Regions from separate parts of the Mus musculus genome. Here region 1 is linked to region 2. Evidence: chromatin loops called from intact Hi-C (ENCODE). Cell type or tissue: heart. All regions are shown on one strand. Each heading gives the region's core, and the rest is flanking DNA. Links, peaks and the distances in the headings are about the cores only. Region 1 overlaps 9530026P05Rik (RIKEN cDNA 9530026P05 gene). Region 2 has its middle 34 kb from the start of Gm22312.

Region 1 (5,382 bases), core at 115-5,114, 550 kb after region 2:
TAGTTGAAAGTATGAAATGAAGTGAAGATAAAGTAAAGCCCTTTGTGTCTGCCACATAGCAGCATCTCAAGCACTAAGAGTCTTAAGATCCCTACCACTGTGCTTGAGAAATGGTCATATAGCTCAGCACACGTGTACTGAAGGGAACCTTGGACAACCACAAAACGTGGTGCTTCCTCTGAGGTTCAAAACCAGGAGGTAAAATCCCTAAAGATCAAAGTTTTTATTATCCTAAAAAAGAGACAGACAATTGTGAGAAAGTAGCATCCGATCTGGTTCCTCAGGTTGTCACAAAGGGGGAGAAACATGAAAAATGTTCAGTCGTCCTTGTTCCCCCTCAAAGATCACAAATCCCCCTTTATACAGTTTTATACAGCTTCTTGTTAAGAAAACACTCAGGGAGTTGACAGTAATTGTGTCATTTTTCTTTAGCTTTGTCGTTTAGATTTAATAATACTGCCTTCTTTGGCTTTCTCTCTCATGTTTATTAATAATTTTCATTGCTTTTATCATTTCTCTGAATCCTTTCTATCTTAAATCTTATGTTAAATCTCACAAGGAAATAACACTTGAAAACAAATTTGAAATATTCTAACCTTTGGCCACTGAAGGCCTAAAGACAAAACAAAAATAAAACAGAAACCCAAAACTTGATCTGCTACATCTCCAAGGCAGGGCATAAAATAAGAATTCAGTTTATGATGATTTGATTGCATCATACACACACACACACACACACACACACACACACACACACACACACACACACACAAAGCACATATACATGTACACATGCACACCCATACACACACACGCACAAATCCACACATATATACATGCACACACATGCACACACACACTTCAGGTTCATCTTATAAATGTGTGCGTAGGCTACAGAGGAAGCTTCAGTGGGACAGACCTGCTCCACCCGAGCAAAGAAGAAGGAGAACAAAAAGGAAGGGCAAAGAAGTATTCTTTAAAATGCTCAAATTTCCCCCAAATTGTTCAAGAGAGAAATTATATGAAGTCCTATGGCTAAATATAAACATATACATAAGGATATTAGAAATAATTCTGTATTCTCAGAATGGTCTGTGCACTGTAGTTAAGGATGTAGAAGTATTGATTTGGGGGCGGGGGTTGTTTTCACAAACTAATCTGGTAAAGGAAACAGTGGTTTCTTACCGATTATACGGTTTTGACACAGGAAGCAGAGGGGTTTGTGCTTAGCTGGCAACCAGGTACAAGTATAAAATGGACCAACCTTTTTGGAGACTACATTTGTAGTATCAAGGAATGTTGGAGAATTATGAATGCATAAGTCCTAGCCCCGGTCCCCTAGGCAGAATAACAAGTACAACAGATCAGCTGAGCCAAGCCTCTTCTGGACCTCCTACCATCTAGAAAATTCCCGAAACTGGCTATTTACTTTAAGGTACCCTGGGAAGTGTAAGGAGATGTGGGAAATGGTGGGCTTTTAAAAAACATTACCTCCAGACAAGAAGGCGTCGGGAGTGCTAAGCTTTTCCACTGCCCTGAAGAATGAGAAGAATGAGGAGACTTGGCTGGGGAAGGTCAGATGTTGTAAACTTAATGCTGTCCTCTGAAACTCAACGTGAATATACTGGGACAGACCTTTAAGGACGTAGATGCAATTAAAGGAGGTATTAAGGACAGAGCCCCTAATCCAATGGGGGCAGTAACCTTGCAAGAAGGGCCAAAGATACAAGAGTAAACATACGGAAAGGGAAACGAGGGCCACCCACAAGGCAGGCAGAGAGAACTCAGGAGAAGACAGACATAACTGTTGAAGCCAGTTCCTCAGTAGGATTGTGTTAGAGCAGTCCTAGCATGGCCACAGGGGGTATATCGTGGTCTCAGTAAGGGATGACAATTCTCAATGAGTGAGGAACAGTTTGATAGCAAAAAATCATAGGGAAAAGAAAGTGCCTTTGGTGGTCATGTATCCAACTAAGTTGTTACCCCCAGAAATATTATGTCTCAGAGGTCTTCTACATGTCTTACTGGTTTATATATTATCAGATTTCAGAACTGGGTGTCTTTCAGCAAGAGGAACTCAGGAGGTCTGTGACTTGTCCCTACTTCTAAATGTGCAAAGCACAGAGCTTAACTTCCACTTCAGGGCAGCCCAGTGTTTCAACAACCAGACTCTCTCTCTCCCTCCCATCTCTTCCCCTCCCTTTGTACCTCCCTGAAGGTTGCTTTGAAGCTCTGAAAAAGCTCTACCCAGGCTTTAAAATAAAACCCTCCCCACCCATCCACTCTTAGCTAGTGCCTGTCAGAAAGTGGCATAAAAATGCATTACACATAGCAGTAGAGAGAACGCTGAGGTCTATGTCCCCTCCTGTTTTCTAGTCTCCCTACAGACTGTCAGTTCTCCCACTGGTTCGCAATCACACCCTTCCTGGAATCCCCGGCTTGAGACCCGCTTTAAGGAAGAATATAAACCAAAATATTGAAAATCTTAAATAGATTTTCCCAATCTTTCTAATTCTACTTTCCTTATCAGTAAAAACGAGGCTATGCGATCACTTATAGAAAGTCAAATATGAGGACATATTTGACGTGATGTTAATCTAATACCCAGCGTTACTCTTGGTGATGACGATGCTTTGAGCTAAACCACTTCCTCTGTACAAAAATCTCTGATGGTTGGGCAAGCACACATAGGGTTCATGTGACCGGTCAAGCTCTTCCTGAAGACACAGGTTATTGTCCAATAAAAGGCAGCAGATACCACTAAATGCAGATCCACGGAGCGGATAGATTTATTGTGTCCACTCTCCCTCAAACTGTCACGTCCCAAATCAGAAGACTCCATCCTGAGCCACAAGTCCCGTCTGAAGGACGCCATGGCTCCTGAGTTCCTGGTTAACACGCTGGGCTGGAGCCTGCTGCGTGCTTGACCCCAGGAAACTGTCCCTGATCTGAAGGAGGAAAAGTGTCAAGGAAGTGAGGCAGACAATTAGAAAAGCATCACTTCCCCGCAGCAGCGGAGTAGAGGGAGCATGACTTCATTTGTGAGGAAGCTTGCCTTCTCTCCCGTCATAGGGAAATCTGTTCACACTGAACCCTGCCCTCCCCGTGACAGTCAATAAGTACAAAAAAAAAAAAAAAAAAAAACCCTTTAAAACAAGCTTCCTCCTCAGGACGCACGCTCTGTGTGCTTTGGCTTTTCCTGTTCTTATTTAAAGGTTCCCCAGAGTTCTCCTCAGTCACGACTTACCCTCAAAACATTCAGGGGTCTCTGAGGGAAAAACTGGATACCACAGTGTGCTCCAGGGACTCAGTAGACCCCCCTATCCATGTAGAAGGACTCCTTCAGCCCCAAGGTGAAGCAGCCTAAGATGTTAAGAGCTGTACTCTGGATCGGGGCCAGGCCAGGAATAACAACAAAGCTGAAATTAACTTGGAGGACTTTTGAGTGGATGTGACTATTTTTGAACCCAAGAACATCTCAACAGCTACATGAGACACTATTGGAGAAACCCCCTTTTTGGTAGTGTTGTCTTCTTGTTCTGCAGTAGGATGTCAGTGGCGGGGACATTTCCTATTAGAAAATCACAGAGCGCCATGTGGCACTTGGAGAAGCTTGAAAGGCTGCTCTGGTTGAAATGCTAACATTTCTCTTTCCAGGGGAAAATAGTTTCGTTCTCGTATCTTATTGGGTCAACACAATTAAAACGGTTTGTGCCACAGTCTTTCTGGTCATGGGGCATAAATTCTTAGCAATTTATCCTTGCATGCGAGGGTTTCTAGATAGTCTGGGAATGTGTATGGTAGGAATAGATCGTGCTGGTGGTAAGTCGCCCAGTCACACCCTCTCACGGTCTCAGTTTCTCCTGTTCCCACTGCAAGCTCCTCCCATCTTCTGGCAGCTCACATTCCTATCACAGAGCATGCGCTCAAGCCAGGTGAATTCTGGGATTAAAAGGAACCTCGTGATTCTTCTTTTCCTAAGAAAAAGAACATAAGGAACAGCCGCAGTGAGGCAGGCACAGTCTGTGCTCCATGGGCTCAAAAGAGAAAAGAAAAGAATGGGGTTCAGATACGAGGCTCGCCATATCCTAAAGGCAGGACTGTGAACAGTGCTTTTCTCACATCAAGCAATTCAAAGATCTACTCCATAAGCCTTCTAAAGATTAAGTGGTAAAATTCACACAAATACGGCCCAGAGTCTGGGACTTGGTCACTCTTAAAGTGGTTATTTGCCTTCATTAGTGTCATAATAAATATTTTTAAGTTATCAGAAAATAGAATTCTTTGTTTTGTTTTTGTTTTGTTTTGTTTTGTTTTTTCTATGCCTGGAATCTCAACCTGTAACACCAGACACAGGTGTTTTAAAACAAACAAACAAACAGAAAACTCTGCGTGCGTGTGTGTGTGTGTGTGTGTGTGTGTGTGTGTTACATGTTTGTAAGTATGCGAATATGTATGTGTGTGAGTGTTAAGTGTGAGTGTGTTTGGGTATGTGTGCGAAATCCTGGGACAATCTCAAGTCTTTGTTCTCACCTCTCACCTTGTTTGAGACAAAATTTATTGGGTTTGTTTGTTTGTTTGTTTGTTTGTCCCTGTGGTTGACCAGGCAAGCTACACTTCAAGCTTCTCTGCCTCCCAGATTGTCATGGGAGCTCTGGGATTACTGGTGTGCAGTGTTTCATTTGGGTTTACGTACGTGTAGGAGAATCTGAACCCAGATCTTCTCACTTCCATGACAACTACTTTACCTACGGAGCCATCTCTCCAGTTCCTGGCTGCTGATTGGGAGACTCCCATCATGGAGCCACCTCTGAGCTGATACTTCTGAGTTCTATACCAGAGTGGGCTGAACGAGCCACGGGGAGCAAGCTAGTAAGCAGCATCCTGCCATGGCCTCTGCATCAGCTCCTCCCTCCAGGTTACTGGCTTGACTTCCTTCATTGATGAACTGTGATGTGGAAGCCCAAATAAATCCTTCCATCCCCAACTTGTTTTTGATCATGGTGTTTCATCACAGCCATAGTAACTCTAAGACAGCCGTTCAAGAAGGATGCAAGGCTCTTGACAGCAATATCATGATTGGTGGAGGGTACATTTCCAGATTGCAGATTCCACCAAAGATAAAGCTAGCCACGCCTGTTATCATAGAGTGAGTTCCGATCCTCAGATGTCACATAATGCATTGGTCCATCCATCTGTACTCAGCTAACACAGTCTGGATGGATCCCCATCACTAGCGTGAGGCTTGATAAAAGAAAGATGCTATGAATCTTATTTAGAGCATTTTGTCTATGTACATTTCTGTCACAAGTAACAATCTGGGCGGAAATAAGGTTATGCAGACCAAGCACAGTACTGTTTTCTTGTAATCGTGGGGCTTTT
Region 2 (5,382 bases), core at 219-5,218:
TCTTCCTCAAAGCATTATCCTTCCAGAGATTACAACATGGGGGCCAGGTAGGGAATACTTCCTGGCTGTATCAGAGGGTCATTGCTGGATTCTTTGGATTATTCAATGAATCCACACCTTGATAACTGCAAAACATGCATTGGCCTCTTCCCTCTGCAAACTAAAATGATAAGACAAATGAAGAAATTCAAGGCAAGGCTGCCCAGGAGGGCAAGGGTACCAGAGGTTAGGAAAGCAGGTTGGCCAAACAGAATGGGAGTTTCATCCTTAAGACCTTCAGAGATGTTTCTGCTGTGGAGGTTTCCATGGAGAAGATCCCAGATGCCCAACCAGCTGGGAAGGAGCTAACGTATACCCAAATGATTGCCCAAGGGTTTTCAAGGGTGATCAGAACATATTATCCAGCAGGTGTTGGGCCACAAAGGCCAAGAGCATGACCTTTAGAGTGGGACATTCCAGGGTTCGATGTTCCTAGCTCCTTCCTAGCTGCTTGATCTTGAGCTGAGGACTGCTTTAGCCTCAGTTTCCCCATATGTAACATACATTCATGTTATTTTGCAGCTTATGGGGTATAAAAGCAAAAGAGTCCTTGAAGAGTAGAAAATGCTTAATAACGTCCACCTGTCTTGGTTTTCCGTTATCATTGTCTCTGACAGCACCTGATGAGCTTTGGGAAGGGCAGAAAGGTGGTTGAAAGAGAAGAACACACACAGAACCGCAGAGCGCAGCCTCACACACCTCATGAGTGTGGCTAAAGTCAAAGCAGTGGCCTTAGGAGGAAGAGCCTTACTTTTGAAATGCTTGATGTCTGTTGCGTGTTTAACTAAAGTTATTTTAAACAACTCCAAGGATTTTATTTAAGTAATATTTCTGTGTGGTGTTTAGCTCAAAAGTCTTACTGTCCCTTAGTTTCATCCACCCACACATTCATTCTATCTATCTTATCTATCTTATCTATCTATCTATCTATCTATCTATCTATCTATCTATCTACCTACCTATCTATCTATCTATCTATCTATCTATCTATCTATCTATTTATCTAATCAGTCTATCTACCATTAACTCCCTCCCTCCCCCTCCCTTCTTTCTTAGAGTAGGGACAATAAGGAAATACAGAGAGAATGTGGGCAAAAGATGGGAGTGGAGAGATGGCTTCACAGAGTGCTCCCTGTGTTCCCCTGGAAACATTAAGGACTGAAGTTCAGAACCTCAGCACTCACTGGGTTGAATACTGAGACAGGGATACGCACAGCAACCTGAGGTTAGGCTAGCTAAGTGGATAAGCTCTGGGTTCACCTGGAGACCCTGTCTTACTAAGTAAAGAGTTATCAAAGAAGACACCTGCCATCAACCTTTAGTGCACACACACACACACACACACACACACATGAATCCCCCCAAATGGACACACACACAAAGGTATACACACACACACACACAAAATTAAAGATAAAAACTACCATAAAGCCTCTTTTTCACTCCGCTGGTTTTGTTTTCATTTTTAAAAGACCTGTACCTTTACAGGGCTGTGGATTTCCACAAAGTTTCCCCCACCCCCACTCTCCATGACTGATGAGCAGCCAGCAAGCTAGTGTGTCTGATGCACTCATCGGACCTGGTTTAGCACAAGGTCTGGTAGTTTAGGATAACTGGCATTTCCAAAGTCTTAGGTGAATCTGGGTTTCTAATCCTAGCAAAGAAAAGCAGAGATTCTGGTCCAGGTGGTCTGGACTGGTCTGGCAACAGGGCAACAGTGGAAACTCACCAGTAAACAAAGGGAGGCCTGAGAGATGAGAGCAAGAAGGGGGTGGGTAGAAACCAGGGACAGTTTGCTGTTGTTTGAGACAGGTTTTCACCTTGCAAACCATTCTTGCCTTGAACTTGTTATCTTCAGTCCCCACCTCCCAAGTGCTGGGCTTACTGGCCTGTGTCACTATGTCTGCCTCATGAACATTTTTATAGCCACCCTCCTTCCCCAGATGCCTATCTGCCTAATCTTCAGGCATCTGTTGCTGGCCAAAACAGTCATCTCTAAGATAACCCCAGAGGTGGATGCTGGGTCTAGAGGGTGAGAAGGCAGAGTCTCCCGCAGCTCTGTCTCTGGAAGACTGAGATAGTAGCCTGCAGACACCTGGGTTAGGTTTTTATTATGTTAACTTAGAGGTTGGCTTGCCTGCATCCTTTCTGCCTCAGTGACATCAAAGTTTGCTGAATCGGTTGTCTAGGCATTTCCCACTCCAGTGCTGTGTTGTGGCTAATCAAGAGAAAAATACTGGCTCCATTTCTGAGCCAGGAGTTAGGCTCAAAATACGGCGGTTTGTACCTGTTTTGAAGTTAAGTCCTGCCCTCTTCCTTATGAAAAAGATGTTTTTAAAAATAAAACCAAGGATTACTGACAATCAGTTTTAGGAGACACACTGTTCAGAGGTTTCTTGAGCATGCCGCTGTTCTAAAAAGTCTGGTCGCTCTTATTGGGTTTAGTTTTAGGTTGTGACCGGAGCTCCTAATTACACTCTGCAAACACGGAGCTATGGAACTGGAACTCAGCAGAAAAGTAATTACGGGGCTCGGGACTGATTGCTTTTCCCGTTAACCAGTCTATTGGAATCGCTAAGCCAGCTGTGGCAAGTCTATTTAATAACCTTCTTTTCATTTCCTGGTTTCTTACTCAGTTTCTCTTGCAGTCATCATTCCTGGGCAGCCTGGATTCATTGTTTGCTATTTCCGTCCATATGCTACTTTAAAATAATCACATGTGGGTTTATGTTTAAGTCGGCCCGTGTAGCTGGTTTCCATGGCCAGCAATTATCAGTTGTGAAAACCAATGGAATAAAGGAGTGAGCTATAGGACAGGAGGGGGAGTTAAGCTAGAAATATCCTCCAACAACACAGAGTTTACTGAGGTGCCAAAGGTATGTTTCACTTTTAATTAAAAGTAAACCTTTCCCCCACAGAGGCCCCTTGTGTGCTGAGGCACAAGAGGGCAGTGTTACGTTAAATTAAACTTTATGAAGATGTGATTAGTGGTAGAAGCCTGAAGGGACTGGATTCATCATAACCTTGGATATGAGACTTCTAGCGGTGATGAGAATGTGAACAGGCAGAGAAGGAGGGGATGGAGCCCATCTCCAGGGCTCAATAGTATTGATCATGACATTAACAAAGGAACTGTGATCTCTTCTGGGTAGGAAACCAGTTCTTTATACCCGAACCAGACCAGGGATTCTGCAGACCATGACTGCTCTAGAACACATTTAAATCACCTTTGGACTTTAGATGTCTTACTTAAAATTCACTATCCATCTAAACAAATGGCACAGGATGAAAAAAATGCTAAGAATGGGTGGTTGAGATGAGAAGCAGCAGCATCCAGCTTGGCATCTCAGGGCTTCAGGGCTGCCCTTGAGCATCTGGGAAGCTGAAGGTGTGTGTATTCAAGTGTTCATGCTAAGACACCATATTAGGCAGGGCTTTCTGCAGGAGCAGAACTGATAGAGTGGGTAGAGGTTAGAAAAGAGGATTTCCTGGAATGCTATGCATTAAAAGGGTTCAGTAGGCTGACAATGGCTGTGTACATGCTAGAGTGTCTGAGAACTCACTAACTTCTCAAAAATCTGGATGTCCTAATTGTTTCAATGCTTGAGGGTTGGAAAATTCCTGGGGAGCTCTCCAAGGGGCATGTCCCTTAATGGACTCGAGATTCTGTCAACCTGACAAGACCTACTATCGTATGTCCACCCGTTGTCAACTTGACACTCAATCACATCTCCTTAAGTTATGCTTATTTCCAAATGAAGAGAATAACAAAGGTATCATTCTACCTAAAATGATATACGTATCCAACATACAGCTGAACTATGCTAAATCATCGCCACCAGAACAGATGGCAAAGTTACCTGAAAAATGTTTAGTTTTTTTTTTAATGTCCCATACTTAGATATGATAATACAGTTAACAAAACAGAACTCCTGATATCATCTCAGTTGATGCTATAACATAGAAGGGGAATGGAAGAGGAAAGAAAACAAAAATATCTACTCAATATATGTGTATATATGAGTAAGCATATTCTTTTTTAAGAGATTTATTTATTTTATGTATATGAGTACACTGCTGCTCTCTTCAGACACACCAGAAGAAGGCATCAGATCCCATTACTGAGGGTTGCTGGGAATTGAATTCAGGACCTCTGGAGGAGCAGTCAGTGCTCTTGACCACTGAGCCACCTCTCCAGCCCTGAGTAAGCATTTTCTTAACAAAGTAGAACAGAAACATGTGATGACTGCAATCATGGTCTCTGTAACAGGTCGCATGGCCTAGAGCTGTGTTTATTGCTATCTTTATCTACTACTCATGTGTTTCCTCAACAAGCACCTTGGCTCTCTTTGTTCTTTACCTGGAGAGGTGACCAGCACCTTCATTCCAAATGGGTTTGAGCCATTCGTCATCCTGCCTGGATTGGTACATCCCATTGACTTGAATACCAGGCCATGCCAGCACCAAGAGATGCCCTAAAGCAGTGGTTTTCAACCTTCTTAATGCTACAACCCTTTATCCAGTTCCTCATGTTGTGGTGACCCACAATCATAAAGTTATTTTTGTGCTACTTCAGAACTGTAATTTTGCTACCGTTAAGCATCATAATGTAAATATCTATGTTTTCTGATGGTCTTAGGTAACCTCTGTAAAAGAGTCATTTGATTCCAAAAGGTTGAGAACTGATGCCCTAGAGTGTCTCCTGCTCTCAAGATGTACCTGTAGAGAAACAGTCTAATTTTACACTGCCAGTCTGGACTACTCATCTCTGCTGAAGTTGTGACTTCTTGCTTAGTGTGTTGACTTAAGAGCACAACGTGGCCATGGAGAAGTCTTAACTTTTACTCAATGGAATGTTTGTTGTGCCTCAAGGCAGAAGTGTCCACCTTCTCAAGAACTAAGATTTCTAGATGAATGGAACATACAATTAAAGGGACAGGAAACAAAAATGTTGTTAGTGGGTAATAAGGAGTGCTGCTAGGTGCTCCATTTGTTTGTTTTGATTCCCGAATCCATGAATCTTGGCAGGGAGAGAGAGAGAGAGAGAGAGAGAGAGAGAGAGAGAGAGAGAGAGAGAGAGAGAGAGAGAGAGAGAGAAACCATATAAAGGCTGCTGATTCAGACACGGTTAACTTGGAGTGCCCAGTCACAGGCCTCCAGACTATTACTACCTAGGTGTTGTTATAACTGTGTCTTTGTAAGTTATTTGACTCTTCTAACAAGTTAGCTGCTTCAGGATGACAGGGAACATAGTAAGACCAGTGAATTCCACGAATGTTTCCTTTGGTTAATTTGAATATTTCTGCTTATATAGATTTATCACGAACTGAATAGACTTCCTCC

What was found. Hi-C counts contacts between places; a loop is a spot of excess contacts. Peaks named below come from ENCODE experiments on the same cell type or tissue, not always from the same donor. Only the 100,000 strongest peaks of a DNase experiment are listed, where the experiment ranks them.
Region 1: a loop joins it to region 2, with 2.7 times the contacts of the local background. A loop is called at or near these places in 1 of 42 quality-filtered maps.

Annotation. Positions count from the first base shown.
Region 1 is chr6:92,986,064-92,991,445 of GRCm38, reverse strand. All of the region lies in intron 1 of 9530026P05Rik (RIKEN cDNA 9530026P05 gene), which reads right to left. Among named protein-coding and RNA genes, the nearest start is that of Adamts9, 45 kb to the right of the region's middle. In heart, for the core only: no CTCF peak of the experiment used is centred there; DNase peaks (open chromatin) are centred at 2,975 and 3,425; H3K27ac peaks cover 2,465 bases.
Region 2 is chr6:93,541,061-93,546,442 of GRCm38, reverse strand. No RefSeq gene overlaps it. Among named protein-coding and RNA genes, the nearest start is that of Gm22312, 34 kb to the right of the region's middle. In heart, for the core only: a CTCF peak has its summit at 2,969 (motif pointing right); no DNase peak of the experiment used is centred there.